Regions from separate parts of the Homo sapiens genome. Here region 1 is linked to region 2. Evidence: read pairs that join two places in POLR2A ChIA-PET (ENCODE). Cell type or tissue: PC-9. All regions are shown on one strand. Region 1 holds the start of LOC124901807 (G patch domain-containing protein 8-like). Region 2 overlaps MAD1L1 (mitotic arrest deficient 1 like 1).

The links. ChIA-PET counts read pairs that join two places held together with the same protein. Peaks named below come from ENCODE experiments on the same cell type or tissue, not always from the same donor. Only the 100,000 strongest peaks of a DNase experiment are listed, where the experiment ranks them.
Region 1: POLR2A ChIA-PET joins it to region 2 with 6 read pairs; 1 of 35 experiments calls an interaction of 5 or more read pairs at or near these places.

Annotation. Positions count from the first base shown.
Region 1 is chr7:262,178-267,177 of GRCh38, forward strand. It overlaps LOC124901807 (G patch domain-containing protein 8-like), which reads left to right and starts at 546. Exons shown (of 2, transcript XM_047421171.1): 1 at 546-1,282; 2 at 1,335-2,037. The coding sequence starts at 632. The coding sequence ends at 1,937. In PC-9, a CTCF peak has its summit at 1,933; a DNase peak (open chromatin) is centred at 2,874.
Region 2 is chr7:2,134,047-2,139,046 of GRCh38, forward strand. The region is part of intron 11 of MAD1L1 (mitotic arrest deficient 1 like 1); the gene reads right to left. Among named protein-coding and RNA genes, the nearest start is that of SNORA114, 47 kb to the left of the region's middle. RefSeq lists an enhancer at 4,475-4,614. In PC-9, no CTCF peak of the experiment used is centred here; a DNase peak (open chromatin) is centred at 905.

The DNA of each region.
Region 1 (5,000 bases), 1.9 Mb before region 2:
GAAAAGTGTGCAGATTCCAGGGCCTGGGAGAGACCAGCAGGACCTGCTGCAGGGCTGGAAGTGTGGAGAAGAGAAGGAGAAAGTGTGACCTCCAGGATCTGACTTCAGCCACGGCATGGGGCACCCTTCACTGTGGGGTGTTGAAGGAAGACCCAGAGGGGCAGGGAGGAGGCGTGTGGTGTCCCTGCAGGCACCAGATGACAGCGGGGCTGGGTATAAAACATGGTGCTGCCAGCAAGGAGCTGGAACGTGGAGCCACAGCGAAGGGAGGAGGGTGCGCACGAGGCCTATGACAGCTCATGCACGGCTGGAGTCTGGGTAAGTGGAGGGGCAGCAAGGGTGGGGCTGATGGTCCAGACAGAGCAGACGACCCTTGCTGTCCACTATGGAAGGACACACAAGAACCATCATGCGTGTGAGAGCCTTTGGCATGAGAGACACAAAGCCACAGGGAAACACATGGTGTGGAGACTGTGCTGAGAGCAGAGATGCAGAGATGCAGAGACAGCAGAGATGCAGAGACAGCAGAGAGTGGACGAACGAGGAGGGTGTGGGGTGGCTGGGGATGGCGTGAGGTCCAGGGAACAGGAGGGGCTCTCGTGCACCAGCGTGGGTGGAGAAATCAAACAGGATGAAGCCTCGACAGAAAGAACAGGACACGAGACTGAGGAAGCTCCGAGAGAGCAGCGAGGGAGACCAGTGGCTGGAAAATGAGAAAACAAAGCCACTGAGGCCCCAGCAGCAGCCCCAGTGCCAACCAGCAGGGGGCACAGGACAGAGAAGAGGAAGCGGCAGCAGCCCCAGCGCCGACCAGCAGGGGGCACAGGACAGAGAAGAGGAAGCGGCAGCAGCCCCAGCGCCGACCAGCAGGGGGCACAGGACAGAGAAGAGGAAGCCGCAGCAGCCCCAGCGCCGACCAGCAGGGGGCACAGGACAGAGAAGAGGAAGCCGCAGCAGCTCCAGCGCCGACCAGCAGGGGGCACAGGACAGAGAAGAGGAAGCGGCTGCAGCCCCAGCGCCGACCAGCAGCGGGCACAGGACAGAGAAGAGGAAGCCGCAGCAGCCCCAGTGCCGACCAGCAGCGGGCACAGGACAGAGAAGAGGAAGCGGCTGCAGCCCCAGCGCCGACCAGCAGCGGGCACAGGACAGAGAAGAGGAAGCCACAGCAGCCCCAGTGCCGACCAGCAGCGGGCACAGGACAGAGAAGAGGAAGCGGCTGCAGCTCCAGTGCCAACCAGCAGGGGGCACAGGACAGAGAAGAGGAAGCCGCAGCAGCCCCAGCGCCGACCAGCAGCGGGCACAGGACAGAGAAGAGGAAGCGGCTGCAGCCCCAGCGCCAACCAGCAGGGGGCACAGGACAGAGAAGAGGAAGCCGCAGCAGCCCCAGCGCCGACCAGCAGCGGGCACAGGACAGAGAAGAGGAAGCGGCTGCAGCCCCAGCGCCGACCAGCAGGGGGCACAGGACAGAGAAGAGGAAGCCGCAGCAGCCCCAGCGCCGACCAGCAGGGGGCACAGGACAGAGAAGAGGAAGCGGCTACAGCCCCAGCGCCGACCAGCAGGGGGCACAGGACAGAGAAGAGGAAGCCGCAGCAGCCCCAGCGCCGACCAGCAGCGGGCACAGGACAGAGAAGAGGAAGCGGCTGCAGCTCCAGTGCCAACCAGCAGGGGGCACAGGACAGAGAAGAGGAAGCGGCTGCAGCTCCAGTGCCAACCAGCAGGGGGCACAGGACAGAGAAGAGGAAGCGGCAGCAGCCCCAGTGCCGACCAGCAGCGGGCACAGGACAGAGAAGAGGAAGCCGCAGCAGCCCCAGCGCCGACCAGCAGCGGGCACAGGACAGAGAAGAGGAAGCGGCAGCAGCCCCAGCGCCGACCAGCAGCGGGCACAGGACAGAGAAGAGGAAGTGAGGAAATGGAAGAAGAGGGTTGACCTGAGCTGAAGGACATGAACTTCCACGTGAAATAGCCCCAGGGCCGGGCACAGTGGCGCACGCCTGTAATCCCAGCACTTTGGGAGTCTGAGGCAGGAGGATTCCTTGAGCCCAGGAGTTCGAGACCAGCCTGGGCAACACAGTGAGACCCACCCCCTCCATCTCTACAAAAAATACAAAAATTAGCCAGACACAGTGGCTCACACCTGTAGTCCCAGCTGCCCCAGAGTCTAAAGCAGGAGGCTCACTGGAGCACAGGAGTTCGAGGCTGCCGTGAGCTACGATTGCACCACTGCACTCCAGCCTGGGCGACAGGATGAGACTGTGTCTCAAAAGAAGAAAAAAGGAAAAACTAATAGTTAAAAGTAAATAAATAGTCCCGGTTTCCAGCAGAATAAAAGGAAGGTCAGCAGAAAGGCCAGGACGGCCTGAAGGAACTTCAGGGCTGGGACTGTGGGGTGGAGCCGTCCCTTCCGGATGCCGAGCGAACGGACCTCCCCGCAAAAGCACAGGGGTGAGGGGATGAAGTCATGTTCCACACACAGGATTTAGACACGGCTCATGGCCCATGCACCCGAAACCAGGATGTGCATCGAGGAGAAGGAGGAATGGGGCACAGTGGGGCGGCAGAGGCCCCGGGGTGCTGACGAGAGGAGCCCCGAGGGGGACATGGAGACAGGAGCAAGAGGACCCTGCAGAGAGGGGCGGGTGCCCGCCCAGAAGAACAAGCCAGGGGAAGAGGTGGAGATCCTGGCACGGCCAGGACGCCGTGGCTCAGCCTTGAGTGCGGCCACAGACACATCGTAACAGGAGCACCCAACGTCATTTTTCCATCAAGAAGAAGAAGGCGATATCACCGTATTGGGGAAGGGAGTGTTTGAGTGGGGAGATGTTGAGCTGTGACGTAAGCCTGTTATTTGGAAACACGGAGGTAAATACAAAAACCAAACACGCCCAGCAAAACAAGGAAGGTGATTTTCTCTGGGTCTTTGCCAGGGGCAGGAGGGGTAGGAGGGGCAGGAGGGGCAGGGCCTGCTGGGTTTCATGATTGCGGTGCTATTTCAGACTTTTTAAGCACTATTCACTGGTTTGATACAAAGTCAGAATGCAGTTTGACACCCACTAGCCGGGCCAGAGCTGACAGCCTCCTGGGGAGGGGTCAGCCCAGCCCCACGGCAGCCCTGGTGCACACCCACAGTGAGACCTGAGTTCATCTTTTACCTGCTTTGCTCCTCACAGTTACTCGGGGGTAGGAATTGTGGCCCCGTGTGCCCACGTCATAGTTGTGTAAACCGGGGCTTAGACAGTGGGTCGACTTTCTGGAGCTCAATACGGATAGTGCCTGCATGTGGACCCCGCCCGGACAGCCGCCCTCTTCCCACCTACCCGTTAACACCCATGCTGCATGCAAAGCCACCCACCCGCAGAAACAGGTGGTGCAGAGAGGGGGCGGGGGGATGAGACCAAGGGCTGAGGAACAAAATGAAGAAAAAGGGCTTTCAATTAAGTTCTTTCCCTTGGTGCAGGCTGCTTCCCACGGAGCACTAAGCTGCCACTTTGTCCGCAAGTAGGACAGTGTCTTGCCAGAGAGGCCGACGAGAAGCGTGGGGGTTGAAATTCAAACATGATTTTTTACAAACCAGGGGAAAACCTGGGATTTCACTTCACAGAATTGAGAGTCAGGAAGGGAGTGGCTCACAAGGGGGGCTTCTGCCTGGCGCTGGGACCCCCGCCCCTGAGCCATCGGGGCCGCGCACCTGGCAGAGACCACAGAGCTGAAGGTGGGCACCACTTTTCTCTGAATTAAAGTAAATGAATGAAGAAATAAATAAATATATGAATGGGGATTCGTGTGTGGCCTGGCCCTCTAGGGCCATGGGACAAGATCTGAAGAACAGGCTGCTGGGGAATGCGGGTGGTGGGCACAGCCCAGCCAGGATGCAGAAGCCTGCTCTGAACACAGAGGACACAGCCCACCCCAGCCCACAGCCCACAGCCCAGCCCAGCTGCAGAAGCCTGCTCTGAACACAGAGGACACGGCCCACCCCAGCCCACAGCCCACAGCCGAGTCCGGCTGCAGAAGCCTGCTCTGGACACAGAGGACACGGCCCACCCCAGCCCACAGCCCACAGCCGAGTCCGGTTGCAGAAGCCTGCTCTCAACACAGGACACTGCCTGGCCCGAGACCACGTCACAGAAGGGCAGGGTTCCTGGCCCTCCCAGGGAGCTCCCTGGAGGCACCTGCGCCGTCCTCACCTGGGAGTGAGCTCCATATGCAGATTCCCGGGCCAGGTCCCCAAGCCCAAGTACAGAGGTTGGGGGCAGAGGCCTTCAGCTACCGAGGGTCCTGGATGCAGGGGCTCCCAGGCTGTCCTTTTGGGACTCACGGCTCAGCCCTTCCCCACCTCCTGGGGGGACCTCCCCGGAGTACCCTGACTGCACAGACACCCTCGGCACACCTGGCCTGCAGCCAGTCCGTTCCACAGAACCCCCAAGCCACTGTCCCCCAGGAGGGCCTTCACCAGGGCAGACGACAAGAGAAGGTTCCAGAAGCCTCTGCCTGCCCAGGTGGGCCTGAGAGGGGCGAGGAAGATGGATGGGCCCAGACCAAGCGATTGTCTGAGGAGCAGAGTTCCAGCTCCCAGTGTGTGGGGGATGCGGACATCTTCCTGTGCACAGAGGGCTCTGCTGACCCTTTCAGTGACAGGGGAAGGGCGCCTGCATTTGGAAGAAGGGGCTTGTAGCCGGCCGCCTGCTGGGAGGGCGTCCTCCAGAAGGGGAGGCATTTGCTCCTGCCCTCGCAGCTTGTCCTGAAGTAAAATTCCTCTCCTGGGAAAAGTGGGAGAGGAATTAGGAGAGCCCCAGGGCTGCTGCTGTGTGGGGTCTGGGCGTGGCGGTGCCCGCTGGGCCCGTACCAGCCATACCCTAGCCTAGGTTGCCCAGGTCGGCCACCCAGCTAGGCTACTGTGGGGGGCTCCGGCCAGCCGGCCCCTTCCCAGAGCGCCTGCCCCGCCCATCTCCGTGGGTCCCAGGGCTCGGCCATCCTGTGAGCTGGAGGGACCCGCAGGTCCG
Region 2 (5,000 bases):
GTTGATATCCACAAATATAACTTGCTGGGATTCTGACTGGGACTGCACAGACCCTCTGGGGAGAACTGATAATATATTGACTCCTCCTACCCGTGAACATAGAATGCCGCTGCATTGATTTACGGCTTTGATTTCTTTCATCAGGTCTGGTGATTTCCTCACACATAACCTGTACCGGTCTCTGTGTCTACACTGTTTTTTGGTGCTAATGTAAATAGTACTGGGTGTTGATTTCAAATTCCCTCTGCTTGTTGCTGGTACACAGGAAAGCAGCTGACGGCGTGTATGGCCCATACCCTGCTCTCTCTCACCACTCATTATTCTACAAGTTCTTTTGTTAGTTCTCAGAATTTTCTACATAGACGATCATGTCATCTGCAAACAAAGACAGTTTTATTTCTTCCTTCCTTTATTCCCTCTTCTTGTCTTACTGCACTATAGCTAGTACTTCCAGTACGACAGCGAATAGGAGTGGTGAGTGGGACTCCTTGCCTCGTGCCTGATCTTAGCGAGAAAGCTTCTAGTTTCTTACTTGGTTTTAAGACGGAAATAGTTGACAAGTAATAAGAAATTAGCTTCTCTATGACAACAAAAAGAAAAATCTGCCCATTTAAACAGGACCAGTCACCAGAGCCCAATTGTGTCCAGCAGCTGCACACGTCTCTGGAGAGGCCACCCTCTCTTAAGGACTAGTCTTGGATTTGTGGGGTTCTCAGAGAGCAACTTGTGGCTGCCCAAGTTCCTGGCTCCACCAGAAATCAGGTGGGCATGATCTCCAGGCCCCAGGGACACCCCTGCTGCTCATCTAGGGCAAGAACACCTGAAAGAAGTCAGCTCTGCTGCTTATGGGTTGAGCCATCTTCCTTCAACTGCCCGGAATGCTGCAAAGTGGGCCTTTTCTAGGATACATGAGTCACCGTTTCCAGAAAAACCAGAACTGAGGACACCTTCCCAGACATTCAATGACTGACGTTCATTAATGATGTTCATGTTCAACACACAAAAAACACCCCCTACAATCTAATCAGAATTTTGAGCAAACACTACCCAGAAAGGTAAGACTAGCCACGAAAGGTGTGAAGGAACGGTGAGCGCACCTGCCTTCAGCCCTCACCCACCCAGCAGGCAAGGCTGAGCAGAACCTGTGTGTGGGGCCCTCAGGCCACTAGGCCCTCCTTCTTCCAACTGCACACCTGTGCGGGGCCAGACTTATTCCACAGACTCCAAAAGAAGAGACCGTGGCAGATGGACGCAGACACGAGATGCTCCCATCTTCTATTTCACCAGACACTGAAGAGATTTGTAAAAAGTAAAAAACAATGCCATTCCTCTCACTGTCTCGTTTTGTGTTAGAAAATGCATTTTTCATAAATATATTTTGTTAAGTGATAATGAATTGTTTTTAATGAGATTATAAATATAATTGTAAATAATGATTTAATTTTAATTTTAATTTCCAAAGATGGTAAATACTGATAGTTATGATTCCCCACAAATAAAAACTCTTTGTTTTCGGTAATTGTTTATCATTAAAGGGGCCTGGACTGACAAGTGAGGGCAATGCTGGTGCAGAGGAAGGCTCAGGTGGTGGGCAATGTCCGGGCCTCCTGCCCCCCAGCTCTCACAGCGACCCTCGGGACAATGCCCACCAGCTCTCGCCACCTCTCACGGCCACATATGGGAGTCCTGCCTGCCACCTCTCATGGTGACGTGTGTGCACATGTCCCAGGCCCAAGGGAAAGTACACTCATGAAGGGAGCAACGGCCTCAGCAGAGACCTGAATCTGAGCCTTTGGAGGTGAGTCCAAGGATCTCTATTTTCAGGCTCTTTTCGCCATATAACTCACAAGCAGCCAGGCATTTGGGAAGCGTGGCCATGATCAGGACCACGCGGCCCAACGCTCTCTAGTCCCCTAAGGGATTCACTGCTGGTTTCTCTTCCCAGGCAGAGGGAAAGCTCCTTCAGGGCAGGGGTCACAGCCTTCCTTCTCCTAGAGCCCCTATGTCCACTCCAAGCTCAATGAGACAGAAACAGGAAGCCGCACTTGCCCCACGCTGACCAAAAATGCCTGTCACAGCCACGTCCACACTGTTCCTCCTGCAGACTCTGCGCAACTGTGTTTCTCGGCCACAGTATTAAAAAAGGGTCAGCATTAAGAGGCTTCATGCCCTGCGGAAGCGACCTGTGATATCTGAGCTTGAAAAAGCATCGCCCTGATGAGAGGCAACGTGGTGAGAGGGCACAGGCTTAGGAGACAGCCAGCCCTGAGCTCACAAGCAGACTCCAGGCTGAGTGGCTCCACAACCTTGGGGAAACTGGGGCAAAGCGAGAGGCTCCCCGCCAGCAGGCAGGATCAGTGCCAGGGCAGGGGGACACGTGTGGAGTGCCTGGTACCCACAGGTGCCTAGCAGTGGATGTTTCTTTGTTCCGACTCTCTTACCCAAGTTTCCTAACAGGATCGAGAGACCCTCCCAGGTCTATGGCACCAACTCGAGCTCAGGATGCTGGCAACACCAACACCCTCCCTCAGACCAAGTGCACTCACCTGCCCAAAGCCTGCCCCTTCCAGGGGCTCCTGTTCTCCACAGGCAGACTCTGAGCCAGCTGCATTCCTCGGTGGGGGCCCTTCCCATCTCTTGGCATCTCCTCGGGGCTCAGCAGTGGAGGCCATGGTGGGAGGGCCTGAGACTGATTTTATGTTCTGCCAAACAAGGAAGGAAAGCGTACTCCAATCGCCTGATGGCACCGGAGCTGCTCTCCACACCTGCACACCAAGAATCCCAGCTCGGCATGGAAAGGAGCCGGCAGTGGCCAGCTTCAAGGCTAAGAAGGAAGCTCTTGGCTCAGAGCTTACAAAGTTTACAACAAGTTACAGGGAAACTCAAGAAAAGCGTTCATAAGAGGATGCTCCCAAGTCCACTGATGATGCCCTGGGCTTGGCAGTGCCGGGCATGAGAGAGGAGGCCTCGAGGACCCCACCTCAGTCTCCCCAGATAGCAGCTCCTGGCAGCCCTGACCCTGCTCTAGGCTCCGCTGTGGGGTGTGGGCTGCTCTCCTGGGGTTAGGCTCACACAAACCCCTTCAAAATAAGCAAGGAAACAGAAGTTCAGGGCACCAAAATACTTAGGGACCAACCCCAGCAAGGGCCCTTCTCCCATCTCCCTATTCTCTTCCTGAAGCAACAATAAACAACATTCAAGTAGTATTCATTTCTGTGTTTTCTCCAAATGTTTGAGGAAATCTACATTCTACTACCACCTTTTGGGGGCCAAGAAAGATGTTCGCTTGCAAAGGACAGAACTGACCCAAGCACCCTCTTCTCAAACGTATATGGCACTCCAGATGCCGTTTTCTGATTTGGGGAGCTGAGGTCAGACACCTTCCGCTCTCTAACAGAAACGTCACAGAGCGGCAGGCATGTTACCGGTCTGCTTGGCCCATGCAAGTGAGGGGCCCACACTGCCTCCTCCTTCCCTTCTGCACCTTGCACACACCACCTCTGGCCCAGGTGAGTGAGGGGCCCAGGCTGTCTCCTCCTTCCCTTCTGTGACTTGCACGTGCCACCTCTAGCCCCAGGTGCAGACAGGCTTGTGCCATGGCACTGCCTGAAAACCTCAGCCAGGAAACAGAGCGCTTTCCCCATGGTCCCGGGTCACCTCAAAGATGCCACCTCAGGCTCCCACACAGGCCAGATCCACAACCGGAACAGAAACTTCTCCAGGAAAGGTCTCCTGACCAGCAGTTTCTGAACTGTGCTCCTCTGGCCCTGGAGGCTCCAAAGAGGGGAAGCCAAGCAGGAGGTGGACGTATGGGGCAACTACACGAGGACACGATACCGGCCATGATGGCAGCTGCTGCTCACAGAGCGTTTCTGTGCCGACGGTGCCATGTCGGATAACTATGCGAGGGCCACACGACACCAGCCACACGACACAGGCCATGATGGCAGCTGAAGTTCACAGGGCGTTTCTGTACTGACAGCGCGGGCCAGCCCATGATCAGAGCACAGAGCTGTGAGTCCCAGGCCCTTCACCAGGGCTGCACCCACGCTGCGCTCTCACCACCACTGGGCAGCCCCTGACACTGCGGACCTGAGACTGCTGTTACAAAGGGTTTCATGGGGGTGGGAGGAAATGCCAGCTTTTTTTTAACTTGCTAAAGAGGGTGAGAGAATGCAGGGGTGCATACAGGGTCCAAAGGGAAGGAGAAAGGAAGGGGATGCATCTGCTGCCCCAGGGGACGTGCTCCCTGGCCACCGTCCTGGCTGCGGCAGCGCTCAGCAGGCTGGCGGTGGGGCGGTCAGCTCTGCAGGTGCACTTAGTCCAGAGCCACTCAGCCTAATGAAATGAGGCATCCTGAGAACCACGACGAGGTGGGCGCCAGACCAAGTGGCCTAGAGAGATGAGCACTTCAGCATGCAGAGGTTGAAAACAGATCCTACTGACAAAACGGAAGGAACCACATCAAGAGGTGGGGATTGGGGGCATGAATGCCAGACGCACACTTCCGGCTTGTTAGGAGAAGTCAGCCGGAGGGGAAGCAGCAGATGGGGCCTCCCCCGCTCTCAAGGCCACACCGCCATCGCCTGCAGCACCTCACTCTGAGAACCCCAGGCCCAGGGGCCAAGCAAGCACTGAGAGGAAGGCCAGCACTCCGCTGCCTTCCCCCAGGCAGGCTGCACATACCCTTCAAAGAAACCCATTGAGGGTGGAACTGACCCTAATACAAATGAGGAAAGAAAGGCTCGGGGGTCAAGTGAGCAGGACCCAGTGACAGAGACCACAGACCCCACTCCTGCAAACAATGCCGCCATTCCCTGAGCACCTGCTTGATGTTGGGAACTTCTGAAATCTTCAATTCTCCACTCATCTTGCAAAGCAAGAGTCCTGGACCTGATTTTCCAGATGAAAAGCAGGACAGGCAAGGAGAACACCTCTCAGCTGGAGTCAACATGCATCGGAGAGGCCCAAGGTCCCAGCAGGACAAGCGGTCTTCCTCC